Linked DNA regions of Homo sapiens: region 1 is linked to region 2. Evidence: chromatin loops called from intact Hi-C (ENCODE). Cell type or tissue: mammary epithelial cell. All regions are shown on one strand. Region 1 overlaps LINC00452 (long intergenic non-protein coding RNA 452). Region 2 holds the start of LOC124903219.

Region 1 (5,000 bases), 280 kb after region 2:
CTGTAGAACCTGTGGGGTCATTTCAGGAAACAAAATATACGAAGCTATCCAGCCTCAAAGCCATAAGTAACTAAGTAACTGAAAAATTAGACCCAAGCTTCCAGAAAAACGGTGCAGAACATCCTCCCACTCCCTTGGGTTGGGAGCTCCTAAAGGCGTTTCTTATTCCTCTCTGTTCTTCTGTCACGACCAGGGCTGAGCGTGCGTTCGAGCTTCTCCTGCATCATGACCAGGATGCTCTGGGACACCTTGTCCACGTCTGTGTCCACCAGTCCTGCTCAGAATCTCCCCAGGGGCTTTTCCACGATGCCCATCCAGGCGTCACCCTCACTCTAGGCCAGGAGGAGAAGGCATGCCCTGAGGATTCAGCCTCTTCTTCTTCATCCCTCCCAGCACCCAGTGTGTTGGGTGCACACAGTAGGTGCCCCATAAGTATCATAAGACCACAATGTGTTGGGTGCACACAGTAGGTGCCCCATAAGTATCATAAGACCACAATGTGTTGGGTGCACACAGTAGGTGCCCCATAAGTATCATAAGACCACAATGTGTTGGGTGCACACAGTAGGTGCCCCATAAGTATCATAAGACCACAATGTGTTGGGTGCACACAGTAGGTGCCCCATAAGTATCATAAGACCACAATGTGTTGGGTGCACACAGTAGGTGCCCCATAAGTATCATAAGACCACAATGTGTTGGGTGCACACAGTAGGTGCCCCATAAGTATCATAAGACCACAATGTGTTGGGTGCACACAGTAGGTACCCCATAAGTGTCGGAAGACCATAGTGCTCCTAGTGTCTTGCTCCTAAACACCGCACTACTCACTATGCAACATGGTTTGCACAGGTCTTCAAGGGAGAAAAACAAACTTCTCAGAACTCTCCAGCAAAATACAAATGTTTTGGTATTGAATATATTGTATTTAACTCAAAGCATTGGATGCTGTCAGGCTGGCCAGGTGATATTTATGAAGAGTCTTACAGGCATTTGTTGTCCCAACATTCTACTTCTGGGAATTTATCCAACGGAAATAATTCAAAATGCAGAAAAACTATGGCCAAAAATATTCATTGTAGTATAGCATTATTAGTACTAGTGAAAAATGTACACCAACCAAATGTCTAATAGGGAGGTTGTTAAGTGGCTGTGGTAAATTCTCTGAATGTATGGTCATGGAGAAAGAGAGAATAACATTTATCAAGAATTAATAACATTCCATCCATGAGTTATGATAAAGTAATCTGTGATAATTCCGTTCTAAAAGATATAAAATTATATATATGACATATAAGCCCAACCATTTTTTTCCTTGAACTACAATATAAGAGTTCTTAAGGGAAATATGGCAAAATGTTCAAGGATGGTTTGTGGTTTCTCTGGGTGATGGGACTGTAGGTGATTTCTTTTACATTTTTTTTCCCATCATGCGTGTATTACAATGGAAACTTCCAACGGGACGCCGGCCCCACCCTGTGTGCTGGTTTCTATGGCTACCTGTCATGTCCTCCGCACCCTCTCCTCTCCCCTGAATACAGTTCCTAGAGACCTTGAGTCCACAGCCCTGGGGCTCTGCACACTGCGGGTCCGGTGGTGTTTCCAGCGCCGTGTGGATGACTTCCCCGCGTGTTTCCCCCTCTACACAGTTGAGGAACAGAGAAGATCTCCACTTGCCAACGGACACAGCGCTAGTGAAGCCAATTATTGCTACATCCACTGATAAAGTTCGGGGGGAATTAAATTTTTTGGTCCATGGATGCAAATCGCCTCCAGGCACCTTTACTATCTCAGTGCTCTCCTCAGGAGGCTGCTGTTGGTGGCCAGGGATTTTGCCATAGCAAAGTTCTTACAGATTCCCAAACAATAGCACTCAGCTGTCTGCCTCTCTGGCAGGAGGACGGACATTCGCAGCTTTGGACTCATTTTCTTCCAAATATGAACACTTTCAAAGACAGGGATCTGCCAATGACTTTACCAGGAGGGCCTTGCCGGAGCTGTCACTGCTGTGGCATGCAAGAAAGCAAGAGTCCTCCAGGAAGCCGGCCAAGAGGCGCCTTCTCTTAGGCCAAACATGGGCAACATGAGAATAAGAATACACAAAATCAGGAGAACTAACAGGAGGCTGTGAGGAACTCACCCCAAATAATGAGGAAGCTGGAGAATAAGACCAGCCTGGTCCAACTAATGGCTGCTCCGTTGGAGGCACAGGAGTGCAGAGGCAGCGAGGCCTGCAGAAGACCCCTCGCTGCGCTGGGCGGCAACTCCAGTGAAAAGCTGCTAATCAAACACAACTGAATTCACACTATTTTAAAAATAAGTCTGTAAAGGCAAAACAGGTTAATAGTATTTTGACACTAAGCTTGTAGTTATAACAGATACTTTAAAAGGTCAATCCCAGTTACCACGGTGACTGCAGCTCAGGCACCGCAGAAGTGCGTGAGGATGAGAGTGAGGGAGCCGCAGCCTGGAAGGGTGGGTCCCAAAGTCTCACTGGCTGATAGGGTTTGGCTGTGTCCCCACCCAAATCTCACCTTGAATTGTAGGTTCCATAATCCCCACGTGTTGTGGGAGGGACCTGGTGGGAGGTAATTGAATTATAGGGGCGGGTTTCTCCCGTGCTGTTGTTGTGATAGTGAATAAGTCTCACACAATCCGATGGTTTTATAAAGGGCAGTTCCCCTGCATACACTCTGTCACCTGCCGCCCTGTAAGATGTGTCTTTGCTCCTCCTTTGCCTTCCACCATGATTGTGAGGCCTCCCCAGCCATGTGGAACTGTGAGTCCATTAAACCTCTTTTTCTTTATAAATTACCCAGTCTCGTTTAGGTCTTTCTTAGCAGTGTGAGAATGGACTAATACACTGGCAAATACCAGGGACAACTGTGGTGGTTGTTGTAACAAGAAGGATGACAGTCTCTGCCTACTGAGCACACAGTGTGCCGGATGCTGCAGCGCATGTGGGCAGAGAGGCCTCACTCTGTCTCACAGCGACCCCATGAGGCAGGTGTCACTGCCTCAAGCTACAAATAAAGAAACCGAGGCTTGAGAAGAATCAGTGACCTGTAGGAGATCACGCAGTTAATAAGCAATCAGGGCCGTGTTTGCAACCCAGACAGAACTTTCAAGCCCTTATCAGCAACATGGAAATAAATAACTCAAAGGTTAATTCCAGAAAGTTTCCTTACTCAAAGCGCATCTTGGCATTGATTTCACAGGCAGCAAGCCTCATCCCAAGCAATGCTAAAAGGTTTCATCACCCCAGCCCCATCCCCAGGCATCTGCTTGTCAGGCTTTAAGGTGATAAAGAAAGAGGAAGGATCATAAAAACACCCACGAAGAAATACAAGGGGGCTATCTAACTATTTTGGAATTAATCCCCTAGACTTTTGGAATGAGGATACATTGAGGAAAAGGTTATGGCAAGTTTGAGTCTGTCACCAACCTGCATCCGAGCCCCAGCAGGCCCTTCAGGTAACAAATCAAAGGCCTGTGTCCTGGTTCTTGCCCCTGCAGTCCTGGCCAACACTTTCTCTTAAGCGGCACCCACTGACCGGCTGCCTGGCAGCCTCCTCACCTTCCCTCTTCACTTGCTACATCTGATCCTTCAACAAGGCAGGAGTCCTGCGTCTACAGGCTTCTCCAGGAGCGATCTCTCTGTCAGGCTAATTAAACGGCAGCTACTCCCCAGGACAGTCCTGGAATCCTTGCTGAATCGTGGAAGCTCCAGGCAACCACAATACCCAGAATCTTTCCGTCACAGTTTAAGCCAGAGGTAGGGTCCCAGCAGGGGCCACTCGACCTTGCAGGAAAGCTCCCACATCCTACCCACGGGATGTTCTGGACCCCACTTCTGTTGTTGAGGTGAGGCTTTATTTTACTTCAAAAGTGTAGTACTTAGAAAAAAGTCAAGATAGTTGTATCTAGGAAGTAAAGATTCGTTTAATAAATTATTCAAAACTTCAGTATATCCTATTGCAATAATACTGAAACCAACTAAGAGAAAGGATGACGATACCCATCAAAGGGAAGTTAAGACCATCTTCTTAAGTAAATCAGAACCGGTGCCTGCACAGAATGAGCTGCTAAAAGAGATTTAAAAGCAATGAAAACACACAGATACGACCTGCCGTGTTCGTAATGTGCAGCCCAAGTGCGATTTCATATGACAGTTTCCCAAATTGCACCCTTCTGTGTGCAGATTTCAAAGTTTTGCCATATCCATGTGCTCTGAATTATTGTCTACCTAGGGCATCTTCAATAGACTCATTAAATACATTTAAATGTAAAATATGTTTACATTTAAATACATTTAAATACATCTGTGTGAGATTGAAGGTCCATTGTGCTGCCTGGTTTTTTCTACAGCACACTAAAATAAATTAGTAACTATTTTAAAAAATATCCATCCAGGTACCACCTAGAGCCCTGTCATATCCCCTCTGATCATCACCCACTGGCACTGGGTGTGACACCTTCCCCATGGGAACATGGCAGGACAACCCAGGAGGAGTCAGAGGACAGTGGGGGTCAGAACAGAGTGGGCAGCGCTGTGCGCAGTCCCCCGCCGGACGGCAGTGTCCTGAAATGTCAGCATGCTGGCATTTTATCCTACTCCTTTTATTAGGGAGCCTGAAATTTAAAAACATAGGCAGGCCCTGCTTATCAACACGGGTAATTTCCTATCTCGAGTGCATTCTCACTGAAGCAGGCCTTCCTATGATGTGTCCTAGGGAGATGGGCGTCACAGTTTGGGTTAACACTGAAAAACGTAAGGACAGTATAAAGATTTGAGTAGTAACCAAGATGGCACTCTTTAAACTTCAAACAATGTTTTTACAATTAATTTTTTTCTAATTATAAAAGTAATCCGTGTAGATTGCAGACCATTTGAAAAATACAGGAAAACACAAAGAAGGAAATAAAATTTATGCAGAGATAACCACTACTATGAAGTGGGCACTGAGTTCCATTAGGAAAAATTCCTAGGGGAGGAATTA
Region 2 (5,000 bases):
GATGTACGTACCCTGCCCTCTGTCCCGTAGAGACTCAGCTGGTGACCCAGGGGTGCTGCTGGGTTGGTGTGGTGTGCCACTCAGAGGTCCTCTGTTGGTTTGTGTCTAGGCTGGGAGGGGCCCTCTGTGCTTGGCAAGGCCTTGGGCTCCGAAACCCTTTACCTGCAGCTGGTGTGGGGGCTCAGACTCCAGGTGGACAGCAGGAGTGAGTGGGGAAGCTCAGGGGCCCTGGATGTCTGCCTGCATTCACTCATCCTGCCCTGGGTACCAGAGGAGGGACCCTCTTCCCTCTGTGTGTTTGTCTCCCCCTTCCTAATTGTGAAAACCCTTAGCGACCCACCCCAGCCTCACGGTGCTGGCCTCTGGCCCAGAGGGAGAGACCTGGTTGGAAGGACAGATGGTGTAGGCAGGCCAGCCGGCCGGCCTGTGGGTGGAGCAGATGGAGGGCAGGCCGGATGCCCCGAGGGTCTCAGCTACACTGCTGTCCCACAGCCCCACCACCACCTGAATCCCTGAGTCCTACCCACACTCCCTGATGGGGCAGGAAAGGGGAGCCCCAGACTGGGATGCCTGAGTGTATGCTACCTGTGGTGCTGGTGGACGGGCGCCGTGGCCTGGCTGTTCAGGACGGAAAGAGCCGCCTGGGCTGCTGATGGAGAGTGACAGTGCCACTGGCTTTTGTGAACTCAGAGGTCTGTTTCTTTCTTCACATTTATTGAAATTAGAGACTCGTTTGCAAATTTTAAAAGATGTTATCTTTGTAATGAATCAACTACATATTCTTGAAAACTGAGTGTTTACTCATCTGTATGTGAATCTGAAAAGTGTTTAATTGCGTACTTTAAATCATTCCCTGCATAGTAGAATATTATTTTTGCTTTTAAAATGCCTTTCCCTGGTAAGTATTACACCGTGTATATGTGCATCCAATCATCACTGGTACATTTCGAATATGTACAATCTTTACTTTTCAATTGAATATTCTGAAAATACCTTTCACATATATAAAACAATAAAAAAGTAAATATTTGCTTTTCTTAGGATGCACACCTTTATTTTTGGAAGAAAATTTCCCAAAGCAGATCATCTTATTTTAGTTCCAGAAGAGAATTTTAAATATGTGCTGACATTGGTTGGTAAAAATACTAATATTTAACCCAGTTGAATCAAAAGGCAAATGTCTTTTTAATCACTTCCTAATGATCTGTCTTGGCCAACTTAGGTTATTAAGAGAAATTACTAAGTGTCCTTATGTAGCACAAAATTCATTGTTTAATATATTTTAAAGAAATGCATAAAAAGCAGTAGATGTTTTAAAAATGCATGGGTTGTAAAGGGCCCCAAAATGAAACTTCAGATCGCAAAGGCAATGTATTCGAAAGTCTCACCGATGATTCATGAGTCATTTTGGTGCTAACTGGTGGGAATGAAGGGAGATGCCTGTGGGGAGGTCCAGGGTCCTGCAGCTCTGCGGATGGGCGGCCGTCCGGGGAGGCCCAAGGTGTGGCGAGATCGGGGAGTTCTTCTTTCCTGATGTTGTTGTGACCCGAAAGTCTGTGTTTTCTTCACCTGAGAGTATCATGTATTTTCAAATGGGGGGCTATCCGCTCAGCTCCCCCAGCCGTGGGGTGGGGTGTGGGTGGCAAGCCACCCAGGTGCCGAGGCAAGAGACCGAGGACACGAGCTGTTCCAGTATAATAAAATATAAAACAAGAATGGTTATTCCAGATATAGATCTTAGATATGATTATATATGAATATCATTAATCATTAGTTTGTAGCAATTACTCTTTATTCCAATATTACAATAATCCTCACTCTACAATCATAACCCAGGAAAAACCAGGCCATACAGAGATAGGAGCTGAGGGGACATAGTGAGGAGTGACCAGAAGACGAGTGCGAGCCTTCTGTTATGCCCGGACAGGGCCACCAGAGGGCTCCTTGGTCTAGCGGTAACGCCAGCGTCTGGGAAGATGTCCGTTGCCAGGTGGACTGTGGTCTAGCGGTAGCCTCAGTGTCACGGAAAAACAGCGGCTACTTAGCAGACCGGGAAAGGGAGTTTAGAGAAGACTCTGTTCCTCCACCTCTTGTGGAGGGCCTGACATGAGTCAGGCTCGCCTGCAGTTATCTGGAGGCCTAACCGTCTCCCTGTGATGCTGTGCTTCAGTGGTCACGCTCCTAGTCCACCTTCATGTTCCATCCTGTACACCTGGCTCTGCCTTCTAGATAGCAGTAGTAAATTAGTGAAAGTACTAAAAGTCTCTGATATGCAGAAATAATGGCGTAAGCTGTCTTTCTCTTTGCCTCCTCTCTCTCTCTGCCTCGGCTGCCAGGCAGGGAAGGGCCCCCTGTCCAGTGGACGCGTGACCCACATGGCCTTACCTGTGATTGGAGATGGCTTACTCTCCTTATCTTTCCCTTTTGTCTTGTATCCAATAAATATCAGTGCAGCCTGGCATTCGGGGCCACTACCGGTCTCTGCGACTTGGTGGTAGTGGTCCCCCGGGCCCAGCTGCCTTTTCTTTTATCTCTTTGTCTTGTGTCTTTACTTCTACACTCTCTCGTCTCCGCACACGGGGAGAAACCCACCGACCCTGTGGGGCCGGTCCCTACAGTGGGGCACTGCGAGCCCCTTGCTGCCTCTGTGTGGCCGCCCACCCTTCCAGTGTTGCCCTGACGCCCCTCCCGGGCTGTGCTGACCACCCAGGCCTCCCAACTTGTTTCCCAGGGTGCTCGCTACCACCTGGTTTACGGTTTCTTTGTTTAGTTCTCTCTGCCCGCTGATGCCAGTTTTTGAACTTTATCATTACTACTTCTGTTTATGTGTAAATGTTCCAGGACTTTTATCCACCGCCCTGTCCCTAGGACCTTTTGCATACCGCTGTTGGAAGACAGAGGCTTCACATCTCCTGCAGAGGGGTCTCCCGCTTGCTTCACCAGTGTTCTGAGGGCACCTGCATGTTTAGAGCCGCAGCCTCTGTGGAAGGCACACTCCTTCCTAGGAACAAATGTGGTTCTCCTTCCTAAGGAAAAGTGGATTATCAGATTTCCAAACTAGTTTTGCAGCCTTATAGAGAAATGTTGCGATAAAAATTCTAGTTTTAAAATTCTGTTCCATAATTGTCATAGAATCACAGACTTTTCCAGGCCGTGGTCCCCACCAGCACGTTCCATAGCAGACATCGCCGAGGGGCTGGAGCAGTGGATGATCTGCCTGGGTCACCTGGGTGGCGTCAGCGCGGCCCTGCGGCCCTCCCCTTACGGGTTTACATTGGGAATCAAGCTTCATGGAGGTGTTGCTCTTGAGCCCTGGATTTGAGACAGTACACGTGGGGAAAGCTAAGCATCTCTAATTGCAAGCACCGTCTTGCATTTAGAATGGTCGCTTGTAGCCTTAACTTAGAAAAGGAGTCTCGCCCTTGACCTGGTGTCCTTGTGTTGCAGGCGTGGTGTCCCTCGTGGCCGTTCACCCCTCCACCGTCAACCCGCTCGGGAAGCAGCTCTTGCCAAAAACCTTTGGACAGTCCAATGTCAACATTGCCCAGCAAGTGGTAAGCCTCCCGCAGGAGCGGACAGCCGGGATCTCGGTGTGAGGTCGGGATCGGATGAGCCGTGTGGTTGGGGATGTTCCCAGGTGTGCCTGGATTTGGGCTCCAGTTGCAGCATGGGGCCTTTCCCTCATCAGGGAGCCCGTGGCCAGTGCTAGATTTTCCATAGCCCTCTGCAGCTGCCCACGTGTTGTTGTGGGAGAGGTGATGGCGCCCACAGCACTCCTGTGTGCCCCAGCCCATGCCATCCTTCCAGTAACTGGAGGGTGGTGGGTGGGGCCGCGGCCCCAACCAGAGGCAGCTTCCTTTTAGTGTCAGAGCTCGAAGCTCTTCATCTAACAGGGGCTTCTTACGTGATGTGGCCGAGCGTTGGCTGTGGCCCTCCTGGAGACATCAGGCTGGGAAGCCAGAGAGGGATAGGGCCCTGGCCGTGGCTGTGCGTTTGCCCCGGGGCAGTGACAGGGCAGATGCTGCTCCCTTGGCCACGCACAGGAGAGGGGAAGGTGGGCATTGGGAAGTGGCGCATCCCCCCTCCCCAGGCTGATGCTGGCCAACTGATGCTGCTTCTCATAATGCTGTTTCCTGTCTCGTGTCCGCCCTCTGCGTCCTTGCCGGTGGCAGCCTACTGGAGACAGGGAGCCCACACAGAATCCTGACCTCACCAGAAATGGGGCCCCAGGCACTTGGTGGGCAGGTTTGGCTGTGACTGGAGCTGGTGGTGAGGGACATAGCCATCCCAAGGCTAGGCCGGGCTTCCAGTCCTTCCTCAGGGACTTGTTTATGGTGCCTGAGGGCTCCTTCCTGGTCCTGAGATGATGCTGTGGCCCCGCCTGGGCAGCTGCCCCAGCCCTGTTCCTGCCAACCCTGGGCTTTGGTGATGCAGCACCTCTTGCACCCCGGCCTCCTGGCCCACTCCACCCCCTCACCCTGCTCCGTCTGTGCTGTGGCCCAGTCCTCTTAAAAGGATTGAACACCTCCGGGTGGGATGAGAACCTGTCCGTTCACTGTCACCAGGTGTCTCTCAGGCATACCCAGGTGTCCTCACGTGTCTCTCGGGTGTCCTCAGGTGTCTCCCAGGCATCCTCACGTGTCCCCAGGTGTCCCCAAGTATCTCTCAGGCATCCCCAGGTGTCCTCACGTGTCTCTCAGGTGTCCTCAGGTATCTCTCACATGTCCCCACGTGTCTCTCAGGGTGTCTCTCAGGTGTCCTCAGGTGTCTCTCAGGGTGTCTCTCACGTGTCCTCAGGTGTCTCTCAGGGTATCTCTCACGTGTCCTCAGGTGTCTCTCAGGGTATCTCTCACATGTCCTCAGGTGTGTCTCAGGGTATCTCTCACATGTCTTCAGGTGTCTCTCAGGGTGTCTCTCACATGTCCTCAGGTGTCTCTCAGGGTATCTCTCACATGTCCTCAGGTGTCTCTCAGGGTATCTCTCACATGTCCTCACGTGTC

Evidence for each region. Hi-C counts contacts between places; a loop is a spot of excess contacts. Peaks named below come from ENCODE experiments on the same cell type or tissue, not always from the same donor. Only the 100,000 strongest peaks of a DNase experiment are listed, where the experiment ranks them.
Region 1: a loop joins it to region 2, with 16 times the contacts of the local background. A loop is called at or near these places in 3 of 110 quality-filtered maps.

Annotation. Positions count from the first base shown.
Region 1 is chr13:113,901,598-113,906,597 of GRCh38, forward strand. It overlaps LINC00452 (long intergenic non-protein coding RNA 452), which reads left to right. Exons shown (of 8, transcript NR_164112.1): 3 at 194-417. Among named protein-coding and RNA genes, the nearest start is that of LINC00452, 9.0 kb to the left of the region's middle. In mammary epithelial cell, a CTCF peak has its summit at 3,004; no DNase peak of the experiment used is centred here.
Region 2 is chr13:113,619,733-113,624,732 of GRCh38, forward strand. It overlaps TFDP1 (transcription factor Dp-1), which reads left to right. Exons shown (of 12, transcript NM_007111.5): 4 at 3,448-3,554. LOC124903219 reads left to right here and starts at 3,561. Exons shown (of 2, transcript XM_047430839.1): 1 at 3,561-5,000. In mammary epithelial cell, a CTCF peak has its summit at 1,943 (motif pointing right); no DNase peak of the experiment used is centred here.